Linked DNA regions of Homo sapiens: region 1 is linked to region 2. The links are chromatin contacts, found by Hi-C or POLR2A ChIA-PET in ENCODE. All regions are on one chromosome and are shown on one strand. The core of a region is the stretch at or near the end of the contact, and the rest is flanking DNA. Distances in the headings are between cores, read along the strand shown.

Region 1 (6,822 bases), core at 3,171-5,670, 350 kb before region 2:
AAACACCACATAAAACAGAGATAAAAAGTTAGATATAGAGATTTTTTTCTTTACAAAAGCAAGTTTTTCTTATGCCTATTCTTAGCAGAGCTTAAGGTCTCTACATCTTTAAAAATGTCTATGAAAATTCCATTTTCTGATTTTCAATAGCCTAAAGGATTTAACTGAAATCCTGACTTTTTAACTGAAATCCTGAAATTTGATCACTTCAAACTCAGTATGTCTGAAATTAAATCACACTGTAAAATGAAAAAGAATCCAAATATTGCTAGAATTGGACGCATGTGTAGTAATGCATACAGAAACCTCTGGAAGGATATTCAGCCAATGGTTAACAGTTCGAGGGGTGGAAGCTGCAGTAGAGGCGAGGGCTGTGGTGGAAGCAGGAGACTGACTTCTAACTCCACATACTTCTGCAGTCTTTGATTTTTTTTTTCTATAAGTATGGGTTACTTCTGTGATGCATTAAAAAAAGAAAATAAATAAAACGAATACTCTTCTTCTTACTGAATGTAAACAGGCATTTCATCTCTTCTATTCCTATTAAAGCTATTATTACTCTCTCAGTCTAAAAAATATAATAATCTTAAATTCCTCCATATGCTTTGCAGCCTCAAACCAAAACCTGGTAGTTTCTAACCCTGTCCCCGTCCCCTTCGGCCACCTTTTTTTTTTTTTTTTAACCATGATTTCAGATTTTTTTCCTTTCTCTCTATTCTTACTGTCACTATCTCAGTATAGTCTCAAGTTCTGCCCACTTCAATCTCTTATGCACATCACTGTCAGTACAATTTTCTTAAAATACCACTTTAATCATACTATTCCCCTACTTAGGAGTATGCAATGTTTTCTACTACATGTTTTAATTCTTTTGTCTAGCTTTCAAGTCCTTCCATAACCTGATCTCACTCTGTTGAACATTTTACTCAGACACCCTTGGAATGAACTAGCTGCATAGGGAGCTGAACACCTTACTGGTACTTTTATTATGCTTAATCTCACCTGGACAGCTTAGTTTATGTGATTCTCTAAGCTGGAATACTCTATACCTTTATACAACCATACTTCACAGCTCAACTCAAATCTTATCTTTTCTGTGAAGTAATCCTACCCCAGAATCTATAGCCTACAGCCATCTCTCCTCTTATCCCTTTTACATTTACTCCCTGTACCATGCAAAAAAATATTACAGTACTAGTGTTGAAGAGTCAGTCTGAAAGATTTAGCACCTGCTTTCAGTACATGCCAACATATTTAACATATAATGTGACACCGACAGAGACATCTGCCCTTGAATGCTTGGAGACATTGTTACCCTAAGGCAATTCTTAAGTTCATTATTTGTTCATTATTTGAATTAATGGTAACTTCTAATACTTGCTTTAACTTGAGAACATTTCTTTTAGAAGAAACAAACACCATCAGTTTGTTGTTTCCTGACATTCTGGAACTCTTGAACACACCTTATGGTCAGGGATTGTATCTTAGTAATTTTATGTCTCCAATGCCTAGTACAGGGGTTGGTTCGTAAGTGATGCTCAGTAAGTGTTTGTTAAAACAACAGAAAGGATTTAAAGGGGTGGAATACAAGATTCCATAGTGGTAACCTGGAGCTACAGAATTTGATTTTAGAATAAGGCTGGTATAGAAAAAAGAATCTAAAAATATCTAATAAGTATACCAAAATTAGCATTAAAAAAAAGTCACCAAATTACGTGGGAATAATGAACCTGACAATCTCATTCTCACTGAAACCAAGAAACTGGCTACGGAAACTTGGTAATTAGGAACAAGGTTTACACTGAAGAGCTGCAGTGACCCCTGGATGACTTTGGAATACCTAGTCACATAGAGTGGCAGCTCCCTTCTGTTTTGTATAAATGGCAGTAAAGGTAACTATGTATTCAGGAGACATTTTGAATATCTAAAGATACATGGTAGCAAACATAATCTGGACTATGCCTAGCCTAGCCTAGCCTAGCCTATCACTAACGGTATACTCAAGGACCACTGCAGCGGAGGCCAGAGGAAAAAGAAACAAAAGCCAGAAGAGTAGTCAGCTGGTGATGTACTTTCAAGATAAAAATGCACGCATATTACTTTGTGGTTCCACATTCAGATGTATCAGTGAGCTGGGCATGGTGGCTCATGCCTGTAATCCCAGCACTTTGAAATGCTGAGGCAGGAGGATCACTTGAGCCCAGGAGTTTGACACAAGCCTGAGCAATATAACCAGACCACATCTCTACAAAAAATAAAAAGATTAGCCAGGCATGGTGGCGTATCCCTGTAGTCCCAGCTACTTGGAAGGCTGAGGCGGGAGGATCACTTGAGCCCTGAAGTTCGAGGCTATAGAGAGCTAAGATCGCACCACTGCACTCCACGCTCGGCGACAGAGTGAGACCCTGTCTCAAAAGAAGAAGAGTAATAGAAGTATCAGTGAAATCAAGCATTCAAAACATATACATTTTTGGAACTCAATATGTAAAGTCAATAAGTGGCTTTTAGGGTAGTGGTTTATCAGTTCATTCATTTATTCAACAAATATTTCTCAGGTGCCTATTATATAATGGCCCTACAGGTTACAGAATACAAATATAATCAATTTTTCTCCTGGAGAGGGGAAAGAGACATACACAGGTGATTACAAAACAAGATGACAAATAATATAAAAGAAATATGCACAGAATTATGAAAGCAGATAACATGAGTTCCCTAGAGCAAGTGATAAGTGCATCTGAAAATAAAAGTAATACTATTGGTGGGCCACGGGCAAAGGACACTCTAGGTAAGAAACAGCACGCATGTAGGAATGGACAGCTTAAAACATTTTGGAAAAGGCAGGTAGCTCAGCGTGGTCGCAGATTAGCATGGCAGGCTGGCAAAAGGTAAGCAAAATGCTAGCTCACAAAGGGAACTGTGTACTGCTAAGAGTTTCGATTTTTAGCCTGTAACCAACGAAGTATAGTTAAAATGTTTTTAAGAATAATGACAGGATCAGATCTGTGCTATGGACAGATTATTTTGGCAGCCCTGTGGAAGCGGGAACGAAACTTGGGGCCTAAGAAATACAGCGTGTGTCTGTGAGTCTCAATTTTCCAGTATAGGAACCACTTTAACAAAACAAAATATCCTATGAAACACTTCATTCAGTTCTCCAGCTCACCACCTTAAACATCATGACTTGAAACTAAAATGAGTGGTAGTTTCCTCTCCTCAACAAACACACATACAATGCTTCACATCAACAAGATAATGTGGAGCTTCTATTAAAATATTCCATTCCTTCCATTAAATTATTAAATACCACTAGCTATAGATATTACCAGACATTCATTTAAAACTCATAAGTACTGTAGCCCAGATTACCTGGAGAATCTTGTCAACTGCCCACGGTCCCTCTATCCTACTTCGATAGCCACTGACATCTCACTGGTAACCGAGACGTAAGTGAAAGTACATCTAATCAGCGAAACTGACAAAGTCAGCCTTGGAAAAACAGTAAATGGAGATGTCGTTCACGAAACGAACAGATACAGAAAGACGAGGCAGTGTCCCTAACGGAGCAGAGCTGTCAACGAGTCTATGTAGTTAGGAGCCCAGGAATGGCCAGTCTTGTAAGAAACGGCCGGTAGACGGAGCGCCTGTGACAACTAGTTGTAGTAGTTTGCGGGCAAGGGAGAAAAAGGACCGAGGTAAAAGAGGGTGTAGGGCACGCTGGGGGTGGATCTACCCGCAGCAAACAGGAGACAATGAGAGAGATCCAGACACAATTCAGAGCGGAGGAGCGGTAGGAGGGTGTGGAGCTGGGAGCGAAGACCCGACTCCCGGGCTGGTGGCGGGAAGTTAGCGGATAAGGAAGAGGCACCCGAAGGATGACTAGAGTTTGGAGCGGCAGTGGAAGCCCAGGGACGTGGGAGGCCGAGGAAACAGCAGATCTCGAGGCGGGGTGCGGGATGCACACCCCGGGGACGCGGAGGGACAGGGAGAGCGAAGGTGTCACCCTTGACTTGCCGGGGCAGCCCTCCCGCACCCAGCCCGGTACTCACAGAGCTCAGAGTACCGATGGCAGCCCCGGCCCAGCTGCTGCAGATAGCGCTGCAGCACGTCCGTGAGGAGGTGGCAGGCGCTGAGCTGCACCGAGTCCCAGCCCAGCGCCTGGCAGATCTGCGCCACCGAGACCCTCAACAACGACCTGGAGTAACTCTCGCACATCCCGCTGCGTGGACGCCACCGCAGCCCTTGCTGCCACTGCTCTCCAGCCCCGCCGCCAGACCTTAGCAGGGTCCCCGATTCATCCTCTAGGGCTTCCGCGGCGGGGAAAGGGTCCCCCGGACCCCCGGCGACCACCTCAAAGCCCCAGCAGCACGGAGCGCGCCAGCCTGAGAGCCGCCATTTTGGACTCGCTCCGCCTCCCGCTGGACGGCCGCCGGGGCGAGGCAGCATAAGCCGAATGCCGAGCGCGGCGATGAGAAAGCTCCGCCCCTTGGGAGCGGAACGATTCCTCGGGATCGCCTCTGAGGCCTGGAAGCCGGCCGGAAGCGGGCGTGGGGCGCGCAGGTGGAGGAGGCGCCCAGGGCGGCAGGTGCTGGGGCGCTCACCTGGGGGACAGCGGTGACGAAAACGCCAGTGTTTTAGAGGCAAACGAGGGATCTGGGATACGACATTGACAGGTTAGAGAGTTAGCACTAATAACGTTAGTCATATTAGAGAGTTATGTGCTAGAGAGAAGTTTGGGGCGTGGGAACTTACGGAGCTCGCCAAACGCAGACCTGCGCTGGTGTTGCCTCAGCTAAAAATCTGTGTATTGAGCTGCTTGCCACTGCAAAGATTAAATAAAGTCCAAGCTGTTCCGCATGCCCTTCAAAGCCCTTCGCAATAGGGCAGGAACTAGGAGGACTCTGTGCCAAATTAATGGGGGCCTCAAAAAACTCAGTCATCAAGATCGATAATATTTTAACAGTTTTTTTAAAAAAATCCAAATCCATGCCATAAACTCCTGACTCACTCATGTCATTCTAATCCCAGCCCTGGTTCCAATAAAACTTTTTTTTTTTTTTTTTTTTTAAAAAAAACAGGTAAGCTGCCTGTGGGCTATAGTGTGCGATTTGAGCATCGCGGCTGTGACCTATCGGGGGATGGGGACCTCGGCTGCCTACAGAGGCCAAACCGAGCCTTAAACCGGTGTCGCAGGCCGAGTGTCCTGGGAACGGTTGCCTACCCCAGAGCCTTCTCCCAGCTCCATCCAAGTATTGCCAGAAATCGGATTTAGGGATAAATATCTTGATTTTTAAATACAGAATTGGGAACACATCTCAAAAGCCAAACTGATCCCACGGTTAGTCTAGATTCAGCCTGCAGGTCGCCCGATTGTAGTGGCTGAACTATGCGGTTTCTTAAATATGCCCTTCTGTACTTATCACAGTGTATTTAGTTTATGTGCTCCTCCAATAAATTGCGAGTTTATGAGTGGCTCTATATTCCTCCGACAGGGACTATTCCAGAACTTTGAACATGATATTCACATTTTTCAAAGTCTGGGAAACTCAATAATAGAACTGAAATTATGGTTCTTCAGCTAAATGACGATCTGCAGAGAAGCAAGGTACTAAAGGGCAAGGTGCCTGCATTTACTCCCTGGACACTCTGTCCCCAAGTTATCAGGAACATTGTGTTGCTAAATCTATGAGACATTTTTCAGTCCTAGCCGTACTTGATTATTTTGTAGCTATTTGATAATGTTGAACGCTTCTGTAACATTGAAACTCTCTTGCGCCTTGGATTTCACAAATCTGTCCCGCTACCGCCGCCACCCTGGGTGTTTGTTCCTCTTCATTTGCCTTTCTGTGTATAGGGGAGGGGATTTTATTTCGGAAAATTTCAAACCTACAGAAAAGTTGAAACAAAATCATAGACTCACGTGTACACTTCAACTAGATTCACCAATTGTTAACATTTTGCCAATTTACTATATATTTTGTATTTATATATGCACGCAGGTATTTTTTTTCCAGCAGTTTGAAAATAAGCTGCAAACTTCATGACACTTAACCCCACCACACCTCGACATGTATCACCCCAAAACAAGAACATTCCCCCACATAACTATACACAAGACCATATGTCACAGGCTTGGTTCCCCAGGAAGTCAACTCTGAAATAGAGATGAGCCTGCAGAAAGTTCATTGAGGGATCCTCCTGGGACTTGGGGGAAGGAGTGAAAGCCAGGGTGCAGTGAATTCCTTGGCAAGAAAGCCTCAGCCAAGCCAATGCCATAGTGTGCAGAAGCTGGAGTGGCCCTTCAGAGCTTCCCTGAATCCAAACAAGAAGACTGGACCTTTATATTCCCATAGGAACAGGTCACTGCATGAGGGCTACCTGGGAAAGGGTGTGTGCTCTCAGGCAAAGGAACACTGCAGCTGAGTCCATTCAATTCCAAGGACAGCTGAAGTCCTTCAGTCCTGAGGGGGCTCTGAGCAGTGGATTAGAGCATTCATCACAGTTCATCTATTTTACCCTCAGAGACACTTCTTGGTTTGAGGAACAGCTCCTCCAGGATTCTGGAGGGGGCCCTTTCCCTGGGGAAAACATTAAAGAGGAAGGTCAGGAGACAAATTAGAGCCCCGACTGCTGCAGCCAGGCCTCAGCTGATACTCAGTATTCTCCTCCTCAGGCCTACATTTCTCTCACTTCTGGTCTCAGTAGCTTATTTGGTGGCATGATGCAGACCCTCATGTGCAGGTCTGAGCCCCTGGTTTCCAGGCCCTTTTCAGACTGTGGCTGCTGAACTCGTCCTTGTACCATCAGAACTGGGGAAGAGAA
Region 2 (6,859 bases), core at 4,360-6,859:
TTGACCTTAAGGAAATATTTGCAAACGTTTAGTTGGAATGATAGTTATTATAGTGTTCTTTATTAAATAGAATAGTTAAGACATAGAAACATCTTAATATCTAACCAAAAAGGACTTGATTACATGAATTATGGTATATTTATACACTAGAAAACTAGGCAGCTATTAAAGTAACTATGATTTTCTTAGTCAGTGCTCTTCAGGTGAAATCGACTTGAATGAGTAAAGTAAGTAAAAACGCAAATTACTCAAAAGTCAAAACAAGCAAACTCATGAGGATGAGAAGTTCAGCCAGTGCACGTGGGGCGTGGAGCAGGTGTTAGGGCTGCCCACTGTCTCATCCATGAACACCTGTGGCATCTTGTCCCTGCCTCTCTCAACAGGTCTACTCTCATTTTCTGCTTCTCTTTTTAGATAATCTCACTTGGCCTACTCATGCTGTCTCCACTCCCTCATGAATTCCCTTTGCATGGAGCACATTCTTTGGATTTTAGCCGTGTCTGCCCGGACGCTGTTCAACTGTACAGCACACAGGCCTTCATCATGGTCTAAGGGACTCAGCCTTACAGGCCTGTCTCAGTAAGTTCTGGCTGCTATAACAAAATACCATAAACTGAAAGCTTATAAACAGCAGAAATTTATCTCTGACAGTTCTGGAGGCTGGGAAGTCCAAGACCAAGTTGCCAGCAAACTCAGTGTCTAGTGAGGGCCCACTTCCTCGTTAACAGGCACCCACCTTCTCACCGTTTCCTCACACGGTGAAAAGGGTGGGGAATCTCTTTGGGGCCTCTCTTATAAAGGCCCCAATCCCATTCATGAGGGCTCCACCCTCATGACCTAATCACCTCCCAAAAGCCTCACCTCCTAATACCATCCCACTGAGGGAATAGCTTTCAACTTATGAATTTAGGGAAACACAAACAGACCCTAGCAACAGACTAATTCCAAATTACTGGGAGAGAGATTCTGATTGACTCAATTTGAGTCTAATCCAGACCTGGTCCAATCACGGGTGTGGGGAAGGTATTTGGTGGGCATAAGTGAAGAGATGTTCTGAATTGGGATCACATGGTGCATAGGGTCAACTCTTCCAGTTAAATTCAGGGGAAAGGATAGAGTCTAGAGATGGATTTGGCATGTCTATCACACAGCAGAATATTGAACATTAGAAAAAAATACACTCTACTAAATGACAAAAAAAGTTTGCACTAAATATAGTGTGATTCTGATTTTTTAAAAAATATGTATATATACGCATATATATGCTGAGAATAAATTGCTGGGAGAATTCCTTGTCATGCACTTACGAAAGATTTTTCTTTTCTTCTTTGACACAGAGTCTCGCTCTGTGGCCCAGGCTGGAGTGCAGTGGCACGATCTCAGCTCACTGCAAGCTCTGCCTCCCAGGTTCAAGCGATTCTCCTGCCTCAGCCTCCCAAGCAGCTGGGATTACCGGCACATGCCACCATGCCTGGCTAATTTATTGTATTTTTAGTAGACATAGGGTTTCACCATGTTGGCCAGACTGATCTTGAACTCCCGACCTCAGGTGATCCGCCTGCCTTGGCCTCCTAAAGTGCTGGGATTACAAGCGTGAGCCACTGCACCCAGCCAGAAAGATTTTTCTTATTTATAATTTCTGTTTTCTAGATTTTCTGTAATAAAACCTAGCGTGGTGTTTAAGTCATAAGAAAAAATATACATTTTCATAAAGAGAAAATAAGTACAGTAAGGGCACACACATTTAATTAAAATTTTTTTTTATTATTTTAATTTTAATTTAATTTTATTTTTTTTTGTAGAGACAGGCTGGTCTGGAACTCCTGGCCTCAGTCTCTCAAAGTGCTAGGATTACAGATGTGAGCCACCACACATTTTAATTTAAAAAAAAAAAAGAAAGAGTGTAGAATTCTAAATTAACCCTTATTGAAAGATAATTATTCATAATAATGGGACACGATTTATAGTGGGACAGACAACAATATCACAGCGGGTAATATTACGGGTACCTTAAAGCAAGGAGTGCTTTTGCCTTAAAATTCATTGTGTTTCTATTTGGTGGATGTGGGCAGTGGGAGTTTAAGAATACGTTTAATCTATAGGAAAGCTATCAATACTGATATGAGTTTTTAAAACGTTTATATGCCTATTAAAGGTAGTAAGCCAAAAAGCACTGAGAAAATGTGTGATTTTAGAAGAAACAGAGAACTTGGGAAAATGCTGCAGCAGCTGGGGCATGACCCTTAGTCTTAGGAACTAGCTGTGCTATCTGAGAAAAAGCTTTCCCTTTTTAGCTCCTTCCCTGTCTGTCTGCTCTTGAGCCTATGAGCGTCTGTGCTGCCCTGAACATCTGCTTCGTAAGAGCCCCTTGCATTTCTTCCAACACACATTTCAGTTGGCCAGCAAGAACGGCCTTACAATGAAATGAAATTCTCATAATTTTACCTCAAAATGAAATTTTACCTCGAAATGAAATTTCAAGAGATGCCAAAACTCCCACTTCCACCCCATTTGTTCTAGAAAAGAAATATCCATTACACATTTATTTCTCGGAGTGAGTCCTGTCCAGAAGCCGGTATTGGAAACGCAGACATCCCTGTGCAAGAAGACACGCAACCATAAACACTTGAGTGTGAACGCTTCCGTCAGGGTGCGCTCTGCGGTCCTCCTGCTCGAGGGAAGGAGGGAGACTGGTGGCCTTTCAAAGGAAAGGATGCAAGGGCTGAATGGTTGCTAGGACGCCCCTGGGAAGAAACAGCTGGGATCAGCAGGAAGGCACCAGACGCTTGGCAGGAAACGACCGGCGAGAGATGGGGGAGCAAAGGCTCAGGGGCAGAACAGCAGAAGTGTTGACTCAGTGCAGGGCTGGTCCTGGCTGTCCCCAAGAGGTGACCCCTATCTTTCCATGGACTCTCTGCAGTTTCTGACTACCCCACTTCATGTAAATCCTGAGCATTTGGTGACTGAGGGCACTGTCCTCACCGTGGGGTGGACCGGGATAGGGGGGCAACCCATGGGCTCCTTGGCTGCCTCCGTGATCTCCCTGGCCCAGGGCCAGTTGTTCCTGCCGAGAGGCATAAATCAGCAGTTGTAACCTGTTGCAATGAAGGTAGAATCCACAGTTGTTTTTCCTGTAGCCCCCAGCTGGGCTTTTGCTTAATTAGGCTCAGAGGAGCCCGTGAATGATTGCGTTTGCCGAAACGCGTCACCAGAACACGCTGTTCTGATTTGGCTGCATCTGAGATTTTATGTTTGAATATTTTGCCGCCTGGCTTAAGCCAACAATATTTAAAATATTCTTCTTTAACTTGCATCTGCAATGAATGCATGGTCATATTCCTACAACCAAGTCCGGTAAGAGATGTTCCACATTCAATCCAGGTCCAGGTCTTTCAGTCTAGTCCAGGGTGGGTAGATTAGGGAGGCAGGGTAGAATACAGGGACAGTGGCAGAGGTGGGGACAACAGAGAAACCCCCAAAGAAAGGCCATCATCTAAAGGAGGTGACTGCCTGAGGTCAGGAGTTCGAGACCAGCCTGGCCAACATGACGAAACTCCATCTCTACTAAAAATACAAAAATTAGCCGGGCGTGGTGGCGCACGCCTTCAATCCTACCTACTGGGGAGGTTGAGACACGAGAATCACTTGAACCCAGGAGGCAGAGGTTGCAGTGAGCTGAGATCACGCCACTGCACTCCAGCCTAGGTGACAGCGCGAGACTCCACCTCAAAAAAATAAATAAAAATAGAAAATAAAAAAGGTGACTGGAGGGTCCCTGTGAGTGAGGCTGGGGCCCGTGAGAGTAGAGCTCAGTTCTTGGAGACTGAAGACTCATGGGAGGAACTCAGCAGGCAGAGGCCTCAGGGCGCTGCTGGGACTCTCAAACCACATTCTGCTACAGCCAGCTGCACCTGGAGGGGAAAGAGAAGTCCATTCAAATAATCAGAGATGTCCTGGGCTCATCGGGACCACTCAGCTGTTGCCTGTCCTAAGAGTACTTAGAAGAACTTGCAGTGAAATTTCCAAATAGAAGGGGGGGGGGGCGTAATTAATTATCCATCCCTTTGGGATATTGGAAAAATGCCCTCGGGTTATCCATTACCCTCTGTTAATCAGGACGGACTAGAATTCCATGATAATAAACAAGGCCCCAGATCTCACTGGTTTAAAACAGCAAATGGGCTGGGCGCGGTGGCTCATGCCTGTAATCCCAGCACTTTGGGAGGCCGAGGTGGGCAGATCACCTGAGGTCAGGAGTTCAAGACCAGCCTGACCAACATGGTGAAACCCCATCTCTACTAAAAATAAAAATAAAAAAAAATTAGCTGGGTGTGGTGCCAGATTCCTGTAGTCCCAGCTACTCGGGAGGCTGAGGCAGGAGAATCACCTGAACCCAGGAGGCAGAGTTTGCAGTGAGCCGAGATCACGCCATTGCACTCCAGCCTGGGTGACAAGAGTAAAACTCTGTCCCCCTCCCCCAAAAAAAATTAAAAAATTAAATAAAACAGCAAATGTCTGTTTCTCATTCATGCCACATGGCCATCACAGGTTAGCTGGTGTGTGCTCTGGTGAGGCACCAAGGTCCTCCCCATTCCTCCCTCCCCCCAGCCCCTGGCAACTGCTAACCTACCTTCTGTCTCTATGGATTTGCCTATTCTGGACATTGCATATAAATGGAATCATAATATGTGGCTTTTTGTGCCTGGCTCCTTTCCCTGAGCAGGGTGTTTTCAAGGTTCATTCATGTCATAACATGTCTCAACACTTCATTCCTTTTTAATGGCTGAATAATACTCCATTGTTTGAATATACCACATTTTGTTTATCCATTCATCATTTAATGGCCATTTGAATTATTCCACTTTTTTTGTCTATAATGAATAATGCTGCTGCTATGAGCAGCTTTTGTGGCATTCCATATGTTTTTGTATGTTGTATTTTCATTTTCCTTCATCTGTAAGTATTTTCAAATTTCCCTTGTGATTTTTTTTCTTTGATTCATTGGTTATTAGGAATGTATTGTTTAATTCCACATATTTGGGATTTTCTCAACTCTCTCTGCTATTGATTTTGAATTTAATGTGAAACTTTTCACAGTTGTTGATTTTGTACAAACCTACCAAGAAGTAGACATTGTGGACAATTCCACGTGACCCCCATATTGACCACCGATAGTTTCTAAGTGCTTTATGAACTTGCAGACTTGTGTTTTATTCTTCTTTCTTTTCTTTTTCTTTTTAAGAAACATATGATGCAGATACATGGGTGGGCTTATTAGTTCCTTATTTGTGTTAGAATAATGACCATCCCCAAAAGATGTCCATATCCCAGGGCCTGGAACCTGTGAATCTGTTACCTTAGATGGCAAAGGGACTTTGCAGATGTGATTGAGTTAAGGAACTTGATATGGGGAGGTTATCCCAGATTATTCAGTGGGACCCAGTGTAATCACAAGGGTCCTGATAAGAGACTGGCAGGACAGTCAGGGTGAGAAAGGAGATGCAGAGGCAAAATCAGAGGCTGTAGTGACGAGCTCTGAGGATGGAGGAGGGGGCTACCAGCTAACGAACGTAGGCGGCCTTTAGAAGCTGCAAAAGGTAAAGAAATAGCTTCTCCTTTAGAGCCTCAAGAAGGAATGAAGCTCTGCCAACAGTTTGATTTTAGCCCCAAACTCTGATCTTCAAAATTGTAAGTAAATAAATTTGTGTTATTTTAAAAGCCGCTAAATTTCTGGTAATGTGACAATAGAAAACAAATACACCAAGGAATGAATGATTTCATTTTGCAGTTTTTTTTATAATTCTAGCAGTTTGGCAAAAGAGAGTAAGGGCTAAACACCTGGCTTATGGAGTCAGATGACCTGAATCCAAACTCTGGTGAGAAGCTCTATGAATTGGGCATATTACTTAACTTGCTTAGGTTTCAATGTACATTTTTGGAAAAATGAATCCATCTCGTAAGATTGTTGTAAGGATTAAATGAGTTACTGCAGTAATACTGGTACAACAGTGTCTGGCTCACAGTAAACACTCAACAAATTTTAGTTGATTTATAGAACATGTTGTTGCACATTTCAGCAAATACTAGAGCTAGGAAGTAGAATTGTGTTGAGAATTCTGCATTGCTGTGTCCGGATTGCTGCTGTCACAGCCATATTAATTGCTTACAAATCAGAGAATGAGCATTCTGAGCAGCACGTGGTCCCAGGCTGTAGGTGTCTGCAGCGCTCAGGAAAAGCCCCGATGCTCCCCAGCAGCTGCACCTGCTCCCTTGGGAAGGAGTCTCTTTTTTGTTCCTCTTTCAGTTTCTGAAGAGAACAGAACATTTGCGCCATCTGGTTTGGGTCGTTATTTTAACCCAGTTTCATTTCCGTTTATAAAGGTATTAAATACTCCAGGCTATATTTGAAACAGTTTCAGGATCAGCATGACTGTAGTGTTCCTGGCTTAACCCTGAGAGGTTGCTGTTCCCAGTGACTATCTAGGCTGAAGCCCATGTAGGATTTGAAGAGACTGATCCAGGCTTTATGAGTGGCTGCGACCATGCTGTATGTGTGTATGTGTGTGTGTACACCGCCTAAGTGTGTTCATTTCAGCCACAGCAAGAGTTATGTTACAAGGATAGCATAGACAGCCCTGCCTATTGCAAGAGTAATGCATCAGGTGTGAAACAGATCTTTAATGCTGTGTGAAGCAGGCTCTTTTAAGGTCAGCCAGACTTTCTGGGGAAAAAGAAACTATTGCCTAACCCTTCAGGTCATGGAGACTTATGTTTTTGTGTTTTTCTCGCAGTTTTACAGTTTTAGCACCTACATTTAAGTCTTTGATCCCTTTTGTGTTCATTTTTATGGATAGTGAGA

The links. Hi-C counts contacts between places; a loop is a spot of excess contacts on that map. ChIA-PET counts read pairs that join two places held with the same protein, here RNA polymerase II (POLR2A). Pooled maps may share reads with other maps.
Region 1: a loop to region 2 is called in a pooled map, with 4 times the contacts of the local background. The contact joins the promoter of TAF3 here to the promoter of LINC02642 in region 2. A Hi-C loop is called at or near these places in 5 of 50 pooled maps. POLR2A ChIA-PET finds 5 or more read pairs at or near these places in 2 of 52 experiments (CD8-positive, alpha-beta T cell and OCI-LY7).

What each region holds. Positions count from the first base shown.
Region 1 is chr10:7,816,103-7,822,924 of GRCh38, reverse strand. It overlaps TAF3 (TATA-box binding protein associated factor 3), which reads right to left and starts at 4,420. Exons shown (of 7, transcript NM_031923.4): 1 at 4,050-4,420. The coding sequence starts at 4,215. It overlaps LOC105376392 (a long non-coding RNA gene), which reads left to right and starts at 4,562. Exons shown (of 3, transcript XR_001747356.1): 1 at 4,562-4,673. RefSeq lists enhancers at 3,708-4,225, 4,354-4,413, 4,226-4,744.
Region 2 is chr10:7,471,599-7,478,457 of GRCh38, reverse strand. LINC02642 (long intergenic non-protein coding RNA 2642) reads left to right here and starts at 5,609. Exons shown (of 4, transcript NR_184109.1): 1 at 5,609-5,688. RefSeq lists enhancers at 6,161-6,260, 6,271-6,470.